Linked DNA regions of Homo sapiens: region 2 is linked to region 1. The links are chromatin contacts, found by Hi-C or POLR2A ChIA-PET in ENCODE. All regions are on one chromosome and are shown on one strand. The core of a region is the stretch at or near the end of the contact, and the rest is flanking DNA. Distances in the headings are between cores, read along the strand shown. Region 1 overlaps ZNF423 (zinc finger protein 423). Region 2 holds the start of TENT4B (terminal nucleotidyltransferase 4B).

Evidence for each region. Hi-C counts contacts between places; a loop is a spot of excess contacts on that map. ChIA-PET counts read pairs that join two places held with the same protein, here RNA polymerase II (POLR2A). Pooled maps may share reads with other maps.
Region 2: a loop to region 1 is called in a map of ascending aorta, with 11 times the contacts of the local background. The contact joins the promoter of TENT4B here to the enhancer-like site in region 1. A Hi-C loop is called at or near these places in 1 of 168 maps with a recorded cell type or tissue (ascending aorta) and 5 of 50 pooled maps. POLR2A ChIA-PET finds 5 or more read pairs at or near these places in 1 of 52 experiments (H1).

The regions. Positions count from the first base shown.
Region 1 is chr16:49,826,072-49,831,289 of GRCh38, forward strand. The region is part of intron 1 of ZNF423 (zinc finger protein 423); the gene reads right to left. Among named protein-coding and RNA genes, the nearest start is that of ZNF423, 27 kb to the right of the region's middle. RefSeq lists an enhancer at 2,309-2,856. Within about 2 kb of position 2,688, at least 8 of the 41 ENCODE cell types and tissues checked have a DNase peak (open chromatin) inside an H3K27ac peak, as active enhancers do; they include ascending aorta, where a contact is called at or near this core.
Region 2 is chr16:50,150,284-50,155,501 of GRCh38, forward strand. TENT4B (terminal nucleotidyltransferase 4B) reads left to right here and starts at 3,023. Exons shown (of 12, transcript NM_001365324.3): 1 at 3,023-3,976. The coding sequence starts at 3,339. It also overlaps the pseudogene RPL10P14 and the pseudogene LOC124900375. RefSeq lists enhancers at 2,079-3,036, 4,674-4,723 and silencers at 2,263-2,352, 2,573-2,742, 2,853-3,012, 3,243-3,342, 3,523-3,572 and 1 more.

The DNA of each region.
Region 1 (5,218 bases), core at 1,438-3,937:
TGTGGTGGCATGCACCTGTAGTCCCAGCTCCTCAAGAGGCTGAGGCCAGAGGACTGCTTGAGCCCGGGAGGTCGAGGCTTCAGTGAGCGGAGATTGTACCACTGCACTCCAGCCTGAGTGAAAGAGCAAGACCCTGTCTCAAAAAATAAAAAAGAAAGGGCTGTCACATGCCAGGGATGGGCTTTGATGTGCATTATTACATCTGTCTCTGGTCAATCCAGCCCAGAGGACTCAAAGAGAACCTTCCAAGATGCCTTTCTTAAGAGCAAATGAGAGAGGCAAAGCTCTCAACATGGCCAGGGCACGCAGCAGCAGGGGCTACCCAAAATGCAGTTAAGGGGAAGGGGAACAAGTCAGGCTGGATTGATTCATGGCATCTTCAACCTTAACTCCTGCCCAGAGCCAGGACTCTGATGTTGAGGTCCCAGTCCCTAACCACCTGTGTGATTGGGGAAGGTCATTACCCTCCCTAACCCTGTTCCTTGCCTGTGATAATAAGAATAACAGCACCAACCTCATAGAGTTGCTGTGAGAATCGAAAGAACTGAATAGGGACTGCTTATGTCTAGTGCCTGGGACGCAGGAAGGAATCAATACATGTTCACCATTACAGGGAATGTTTTCTACACAGAACTATCAGCCTGAAAGTGAGTCACTTTCCGACAGTTCTTTCCAGCTGTTGATGACTTACCAAAACTACCTGGACTCCAATTCCAAGTTCTTTAAGGACGCAACAAAACCTCCTTAATCTTCGATCCCAAAATTAGTCACCTGTGATACTCAAGTAGGGGTTTGACTAAGCATTTCTCTCTGACCTTTGAAAAGGCCACTGGGGAAGAAAGCAAAGGGACATGATAAAATGAGGATGCCTGAAAGGAGGGTCCCCGCTGCAACAGTGGTCCTCTTCAGGGGGACATTCCGGAGGGTTTGATTTTCTTCTCTATAGTTTTGTGTAGTATTCTTATCTGCTGCAATTGAGCAAGTATTGCAACATTTTAAGGACTTTACCATTCTGTGAAGGAAAAGATATTAAAAAATATAATTGCCAAGCAGCTCAGAAACATCTTCCGCATAAAATAAAAGAGATACATCTCCCGGCCCAGGTCAGCCATCTGACCTCATCACCCACTTCTCCCGATCACCTGCTCGCTCCAGCCTCCAGCCACAGAGCAGGCCCCCGCCTCATCCCTCCTCAAACACACCAGACAGTCTTCACCAGTTCCCCCACCCCTCATCCTTCCTTGTCTTCCTGAGCCCTCGTCTCTGACAAACTGTATACATTTCACTTCCTTGTCTGGTTACCAACAACAACAAGCAGAACATCAGCTCCAGGAGGGCAGGGGTTTGGATGTTTCTCACTGCAGCAGCAAGAACCCTACCTAGTCTGGGACACGACAGACGCTCAGTAATACTTGATTGGATGGAAGAATGAATGAATGAACAGCTAACTTTTTTTTTTTTTGAGTTGGGGTCTCATTCTATCTCCCAGGCTGGAGTGTAGCGGCTCAATCATAGTTTACTGAAGCCTTGAGCTCCTGGGCTCCGGCAATTCTCTCACCTCAGCCTCTCGAGTAGCTGGGACTACAGGCATGTGCCACCACGCCAGGCTAATTTTTGCATTTTTATGTTTTGTAGCAATAGGGTCTATGTTGCCTGGGCTGGTCTCACACTTCAGGCTTCAAACAATCCTACTGCCTCGGCCTCCGGAAAAATTGTTATGTTGCCTTTTTTTTTCAGTGGGGGTAGAGAAAGAGCTATTCCATTCTTTTTCTGGGGGTAGAATATCCCCTAACCCTGGGATTATAGGCGTGAGCCACCATGCCCAGTCTGAATGATTAACTTGAAATCACTCTTACACATTTATTAAAGCAGCCCCAAGAATCTCTTTTTACACACTTTCTTAGTGACCCTAGTATGAACTGCTAAAAGAACTTCCTGGAAGTACAAGTGCAAGCCATTTCGTTGACTCTTCTCCGATTCAGACTTTTCACGAAATTCACAGTGGCCTCCTGCCCAAAGAGCACCACCAGATGGCCCATCTCCAGGGTCCTGACCCCACATTCCAAATTCAGGCATTTTTCTTGAAGAGCATTTATCACTCAATCAAGCCACCCACCCTGCCAACCCTGAATAACACCACTTACGGGAGGCTCAGCCATCGCTGCTTAGAATCTCACTTGTCCTCAAATATCTCCTGTTTATCTTGGTAACAGTCTACATGAATAGTCCGTTTGTTGGAAGAACATAATATTTTCCTTGGCTTTTAGGCAACAGTCTGGCAAATGAGCATTTCCCCATGTAACTTGTGATGGCTTTATGCGAGCAGTTAATTAGAATTACACAGACATGTTTATAGAAGTTTAAATGAAGCATAGTTCGAGTTTGTGAAAATATATATAATTACTCACACCGACACTTCCCACTGAAAAAGAAAAGGCAACATAACATAAGCAAGTTCCCTAAAAGCAACAGCAGGGGCCTAGAAAAGACTCCGCCAGCTTAAACAGCTCCACTTTGAGGGACTTGGGGAGACCAAACCCTGTTGGGGAACCCACAGACCCACCACCAAATGCTTTGCTCATTAGACTCACACTGCAGCCAACAAATTCCCCAAAGAGCCCCTGGGCGGGCGCCATGCTCCAGGCGAGTCCTGTGTGGATCCTTGTACATACACTACAGTCCCGCCCACGCACACGCAGAAAGGCCATCATCTGTCCCACAACCGGCTATGGAGGAGAGGTCTGGAGACCCAGGGAGGCTCTTTCTCTACCCCCAGGGAGAATGAACCGTATTTTTGGCAGGCTGAGGACTCAAATTAGGGAGGCTTCATGGCAGGCTGGCCTGTGGCCTTCAAGACCCTTTCTAGCCTGGTTCCACTCGCCTCCTGGTCTGATCCCTGCTCCCGCTGGGCCCTCATTCACCCTCCAATGTTGCCAACCCAGCCAGAGCAAGCCGTTTTCTCCTCTATCCCCAGTCCCACACCAACAATGCAGCAGCACCCATATCATGTGGCTGTCCCCAGACCCACGTCATCTGAGCCCTGGGGATGGTCAAGCCGGCTATTCCAGGCAGTTACTCAGATTGCTTGTTAAACTTGAAGGAATCACAGCCAACTCTTTCCACCTCTGTGTTGTGTAGAATGACCAACTGGCTCCCAGATCAGCCTTACAATCTGGCATTGGCAATCCTCACAACGGAACTGCTTTCCCAGGAGTGGGCTGGGCTAGATACCCCTGAAATGGAAGGATCCCACTATCTCATGGACAGAGGGAGTCCCCAGCAGTGTAAACGAGCCCTCCTTCTTTGAGCCCGAGAGTTGGAGGTGGCAGTGAGCTATGATCACACCACTGCATTCCAGCATGAGTGACAAAGTGACACCCTGTCTCTAAATAAAAATGCAAAAATAAAAACTGTCCTGGAGCAAAGTGACCAAACCTGTGCAGAAAGGGTCAGATCCAGATGTCCAGACCAGCATCCATGTTGCCCCCTGGCTTCAGCGGGCACCTACCAGCCAGGAAGGCGGCTGAACTGTGTCCAGACTCCCTTCCTCAGCCCACTCCGCTGCACAGGTTCACCACTGCATGCCCTACCTCCAGATTGGATTTTTTCACAGAAGTGGCCCTTGGAGAAGCCCTGCCAGCAATCCCAACACTGTCAAGAGAAGTCAGCTCCATGGGCTCATGGAGAAGTTCTTGTTCTTCCTCAAAGAACAAGAAGAAATGTGGGGGCTCCAGTGGAGAGGAGGACAGAAACAGGAAAAAAGAGACAGGAATTCAGGTAAGATGGGGGACAAGCGGCTCCTTCATTCAGTCAATATCTCCTAAATGCCAACTACATGCCAGGCACTGTGAATCCCTTCTCCATCCCACTAACCCTTTCTCCTGAAGCCTAGGGACACAAGAGTGGGCAAGTCAAACCTGGCCCCTGTCCGGGGACAGTCGAGCGGCCACTGAGGAAGGAACTGTAAACAAGTGAATACATCAATAAATTCCTACTGAGAACAACTCACATGACATTAAAAAGAGCAAGAGAGAGACAGTAACAGCAGTGGGCCCACTTTGGGAGAAGGGTCAGGGAAGGCCGCGCAGAAGAGGTGACATTGAACCTGAGTCCAGAAGAAGGAGAAGGAGCCAGGCAGGCTAGTACAGAGGAAGAGTCTCAGTCACGGGGAAAGCCATGCAGAGGAAAGAACGGCACAGTCCTAGGACATGAGTTGAGGCCGGGGGACTGATGAGATGTGAGGGAGAGCTCCCATGACATGAGGGAGATGCTCCGGAACCTTGCATGGGAAGAGACAGCCGCTCACACAAGCTCCCCCAGACAGTGCTGGGTGCTCCCCAGCAGCCTTTCCCCCTCCTTCTTTCTTGCTGGCCTAATTCAAATTTTGCTTGAACATCCCCAGATTCACTAACTCCAAAGGGAGCTCCGTATGTTGGCCTGAGATTGGTGCAGGATGTTCAAGGGATGCCGTTGTCAACACAGTGAGATACAAGGGAGGGAACATGGGGACATTTAGGAGAGGTATCTTTCCCCTAAAGACAGGCCTGTGTCAGGGAGCTTCTCTCTCCTGGTCTTTGGACACTGATGTGTCGGGGGGTGATGTCTGGCACCACAGCAGCCATTTCTTCATCATGAGGAGACAAATCCGAGGGCACCAGCCAATGAGTTGAGCAGGACAGAGCATAAAGACAGAAGGCAGCTCGATCTCTGCTGACAGTACTGAGCTGCTCAGCTAAGTTCTCTGCAGCCACACTCCTCCACACTTCTCATCCTAGGAGATCTCACAGCCCCTCATGCTTGAGCTTTTCCGAACTTGGATTGCACATCTTGCAGCTCGAAGCATCCCAGGTGATACAATCCTGTGTCAGCCAGCCAGTTCCACCAAAATTGAATTTCTGACCTGACTGCTTGCTCTTCCTCTTTCCAGAAGACCCTGCAGGTTTCTCTGCACCGCTCCCTGCCAAGAGGAGCTCCAACTATCAGAGATGCAACCCTCTCCCCAGGGGAATTTCACAACCTCAGGGTGTGAGGGGGAACACCTGGCCAGAGCCAGAGCAGTGACATGGTCAAAGTACAGCTCATGAAGACTGAGGCAGGGGGAGAAGAGAACAAAGCGTTATGCTTAATGACACCACCCAGAAATAAAGAGTTAAAGAAACCTCAAAGCGCCTGAGTCCATGTTCTACAGTGAAATCTTTCTTTATTCATTTTATCTTTG
Region 2 (5,218 bases), core at 1,773-4,272, 320 kb after region 1:
CACCTCAGTCTTCCAAAGTGCTGGGATTACAGGCATGAGCCACTGCATCCTGCTGAGAGAGAGAGAGAGATAGATATATATATATATAATTTTTTTTTTTTGAGACAGAGTCTCACTGTGTCACCTAGGCTGGAGTGCAATGACGCGATCTCGGCGCACCAAAACCTCTGCCTCCAAGGTTCAAATGATTCTCCTGCCTCAGCCTTCCAAGTAGCTGGGATTACAGGCATGTGCCACCACACCCGGCTAATTTTTTGTATTTTTAGTAGAGACGGGGTTTCACCACATTGGCCAGGCTGGTCTCGGGAACTCCTGAGCTCATGATCTGCCCGCGTCAGCCTCCCAAAATGTTGGGATTACAGGTGTGAGTCACCACGCCCGGCCAGAGATTCAATTTTTAAAACAAATATGAGGTCAGCAAACAAAATCTATTTCTATACAATGTTTTATTTTTGTCAGTGTAAATAACACAAAAAATACGGCTACTTATTTTCCTGGCTATGTAATAATTAGTACATAGCAAATTTCATTCAGGGAAAACTTTTTTTTTTTTTTTTTTTTGAGATGGAGTCTCGCTCTGTCACCCAGGCTGGAGTGCAATGGCGAGATCTCGGCTCACCACAACCTCCACCTCCTGGGTTCATGTGATTCTCCTGCCTCAACCTCCTAAGTAGCTGGGATTACAGGCATGCGCCACCACACCCGGCTAATTTTGTATTTTTAGTAGAGATGGGGTTTTTCCGTGTTGGTCAGGCTGGTCTCGAACTCCCGACCTCAGGTGATCTGCCTGCCTTGACTTCCCAAAACGCTGGGATTACAAGTGTGAGCAACCGCCCCCGGACAGAGAAAACTTTTAATACTGATTTCTAGTAAAGCAACAGCAACAATCAAATTGAATGAATCAAAATTCCGAAGGGTTTTTTTTGTTTGTTTTTGGTGGACAGGAAGTAGGATTTACTGGGGAGTATTAAGAGGGGGCAGCACAGTGGAAGCCCTCACGAGGGCAGGGCACGCCACTTGTCCAGAGGGCCATGATGGGGATGTACTTGACCCCACAGTCATCTGCGATGAGCCGCTTTTCAGCCACCATGTCTTCAAATTCATCCGCAGTGAACTTGGTGAAGCCCCACTTCTTTGAAATGTGGATCTTCTGGCAGCCAGGGAACTTGAACTTGGCCCTGAGCAGGGATTCAATCACATGCTCCTTATTCTGCAGCTTGTTGCAGATGGACATGATAACTTGGCCAATGTGAACCCTGGCCACAGTGCCCTGGAGCTTTTCAAAGGCACCTCGAATATCTGCCTGGAGCCTACATTGGCGTAGTGCAAGGTCAAAGACATGAACATACATCTGAAAGGCCTGTCTCCATGGTCCCTTAGAGCAGCCCATACAAGAAACAGGCTGCATAAACTACCAAGGAAGCTGTTGTTTGCAGCTGAAGGGTCTTTGTGTGTTTTCCGTATTTCTGGTCGTGCTATTTATTCTCTTACCAAAAAAAAAAAAAAAAGTAAGGTCAGGCGTGGTGGCTCACCCCCTTGTAATCCCAGCAGTTTTGGAGTCTGAGGTAGGAGGATCGCTTAAGTCCAGGAGTTCCAGACCAGCCTGGGCAGCGCAGAGCAACTTCGTCTCTATGCCATGTTGACGCGTGCCTATAGTCCTAGCTACTCGGAGGCTGGGGCAAGAGGATCGCTTGAACCCAAGAGGCCGAGCCTGCAGTGAGCTGTGAATGAGTCACTGAACTCCAGATGACAGAGCAAGAGTTAGTCTCGAAAGAAAGAAAAAGGTAGAGCGACACTTAGTTCTTTGATAGTTTTCCACTATTTGTCATAAAAACTTTCCAGGATATTGAGCTCCCAAAATGGAAGGCCAATATCAGGCATCAGGGACTTGTTCTGGACGTTGGACCAACCTTAAAGGGCCCACATAGAAGCTGTTCACTTACTTTCTTTTAGTCTCTTGATTTAAAATACTTAACATTCCCCTTTCCTTGGCTTTTTAACCACTGAGATTTGAAAGACATGCAAATAACGACCTAGTGGACAATCTTTGCTGATGCTAAATCTTCATTTTAGGATTAAAAGGTTTTGGGTTTTCTTAAAATTTAATGCTGAACTCAGAAGAGCTTTCTAAGGCTGTTGGTGCACCTTAGGGCAGGAGAGCGTCTTTGCTACGCCGCGCAGGAGTGTGTCTGCTTCTCTGTGCATCTACACGTGTTTGCGTGTCCCTGTAAAGTGGGTTGAGTGTGCGGCTGCGGCTTTCCGCCCTTGGCTCACACTCTCAGTCTTAGTGGTCTCCCCCAGGGCTATGCATGGGGTACAGGTTTCTGTGGCCTCAGGCCGGGGTGAGGGGTCCCCCACCCCGGCCAGGGCGCAGCAGGGCGGGGCACACGTAGCCGTGCAGGGTCTCGCGCAGCCCGCGTCAGGACCCCGGGGCACACGCTCGGGCAGGGGGCGTGTCCCCACGCCACCAGAAAAAGTGTTATAGGCTGTTTTTTTTTTTTTTTTTTTTTTTAAAAAGAAAGTGTTTTAGAAAGCAGGCAGAAGCCAAGACGTCAGGAAGGGTTGCGAGGGCCCGGGATCCGGCGGCCACAGGGATGGGAGGGGCGAGGAGCGAGGGGCGGAGTGGCACCTCCCACAACGCGCTCCCTGCGGGGCGGGCGGCAACCTCCATGCGGCCTCGTCCACGCTCAGCACCGGGGAAGCCGAGGCGGAGAAGCCGCGCGCGCCTCAGAAGCTCCCGGACGCCCAGGTACGTGGGAGCACTCCACAGATGGCGCAAGTACGGTTGGGCCAGGCGGTTGCGGCCCCGTCGCGCCGCGGCCTCTGTGACGCACGGCGAGGCCTCCCGGGCTGCTGCGCGGCGCAGCGGGGGCGGGGCGAGCGCGTGAGGGCGGGGCGGTGGGGGGGGGGGGCGGAGCGAGAGGGGCGGAGCCGGCAGAGGCCCCGCCCCGGGGCCGGAGGAGCGAGGACGCTACGGAGCAGGCGCGTCTCGCTGCCGCCGCTGCCGCCGCCGCCGCTCGCTCTTCTGTGGAGCCGCCGCCGCCGCCGCCGCCATTTGCACGGGGACCCCAGTGACAGGGGCTCGGCGGAGGGGCGGAGGGGCGGAGGGAGGGGGGGAGGGCCCGCGGAGCCCCCGAGGGCGGGAGCGACGCCGCCGGCGCCGGCCGGGCTCCCTGCGCGACCGCGCCGCCCGCGGCGGGCCCCGAGCAGCAGCAGCAGCAGCAGCGGCAGCAGCGGCAGCAGCAGCAGCAGCCGAGGCCGGGCGTGCGCCTGAGGCGGCGGCGGCGGCGGCCCTGCGGGCGGCCGGGAGGGGCGGGGGCAGCGGCCGCCGCCGTTTGATGGATCCGAGGATCGCCTGGTTTCAGCCAGAGCAGCTCGGACCGTCCAACAGTCTGTGGATGCAGATCTGGGAGACGACCCAGGGGCTGAGGAACCTCTACTTCAACCACCACTGTCACAGCAGCGGCGGCGCGAGCGGCGGCGGCGGCAGCAGCAGCAGCAGCAGCACGGCCACCGGCGGGAGCGGCAGCAGCACCGGCAGCCCCGGCGGCGCGGCCTCGGCCCCGGCCCCGGCCCCGGCCGGCATGTATCGCTCCGGGGAGCGCCTGCTGGGCAGCCACGCGCTGCCCGCGGAGCAGCGGGACTTCCTGCCCCTAGAGACGACCAACAACAACAACAACCACCACCAGCCCGGGGCCTGGGCCCGCCGGGCGGGCTCCTCGGCGTCCTCGCCTCCCTCGGCGTCCTCGTCCCCGCACCCTTCGGCCGCCGTCCCCGCCGCCGATCCAGCCGATTCGGCCTCGGGCAGCAGCAACAAGAGGAAGCGCGACAACAAGGCCAGCACGTATGGACTCAACTACAGCCTGCTGCAGCCCAGCGGAGGGCGGGCCGCGGGGGGCGGCCGAGCAGACGGCGGCGGGGTCGTGTACAGCGGGACCCCGTGGAAACGGAGGAACTACAACCAGGGAGTCGTGGGGTGAGTGCTGGCTCTGCGGCCCGATGGCCTGGCCGGTGCGAATGCGCAGCCGGGCACACGCCCACAGAGGGGGGTTGTGAGGGTCTAGGAGCGGCCACCCCCACGGCCTGCCTTCGCTGCTGTTGCACGGGGGTGCTGCTGGCCATCCCCAACCCCCCAGTCGTTCACACCTTTCCCCAAGCCTCCTTAGCCGTCCACACCCTCCGTCTCCTGTCCTCCCTTAGTCGTCCACACCTTCCTCCCCTCCCTCTTAACCGTCCACACCTTCCCCAGGCCCCCCCCTTTATCCATTCACTCTCCTCCCATCCCCCTTAGTTAAACACATCTACCCTTGACCACCACCCCGCCTCCAGCCCTCCACACCTTTTTCCCCATCATCACAACTCAAGATGAGACCGCTTAGCACGGGCCTATCATTCATTCCCTGAGAACATTGGTGTGTGAGTGTTTTTTGATGGTGCAGGACCCGGAGGTGCTTTCCTTGCCAAGAATAGAAACATCCAGAATGCTCCTCCCCATCCCCCAATCCCAGACAGCAATTATGTCAGCCCTGTAAGGCATTGCCTGCTCTTGACCCTTTGGCCCATCTTTTTATTTTTAAAAAATTCCCATGTCACAGATGCCCTGTCTATGCAGAGGGTGGCGTGGGATGGGTGACCACTAAGTTTAGGCTGGTGAAGGTGGTGAGCCCTTCTGAGGCCCTGATAGAACTTTCCAGGAGTTCATGGTCCGCGGCTCCAGCTTCTCACTGTAAAGTTGTCATCCTGGCAGAGGCAGCCAATGCTTTTCATTCTAGGGGGTAGAGATTTATGCTAATGAGTGAATATTGCACCACTAGTGACTTTCTGTTTAAAGTTCAGCTCTTAGAAAATGGAATCTTACCTGACCCCTAGTGAATTATGTACATAAGCAGGGAATGTTTCCAACTAGATCTCCCTTCAGAAGAGTCCCTGTGCTGGAATAGGTCACTGAATCTTATTTGTTTTGTAAAACAAAGCTTTTGGGTCTCGTGGGTGTGTGTGTGTGTGTGTGTGTGTGTGTGTGTGTGTGTGTAGCTTGAGTATGGAGAACCGGCTTTCAAATTGCTTTTCATTTTTCAGGTTGTGTTTTACATTGAGGGCTTTAGCATGCAAATGAAATTACCAATTAGTAATCCCATGTGAACCTTTTCCTGGATTTATTCATTCAGATCTGCCCTGCTTTGGCTGAGAGAGAGAGTTCTGTGTACCTTTTTGAAGGTCT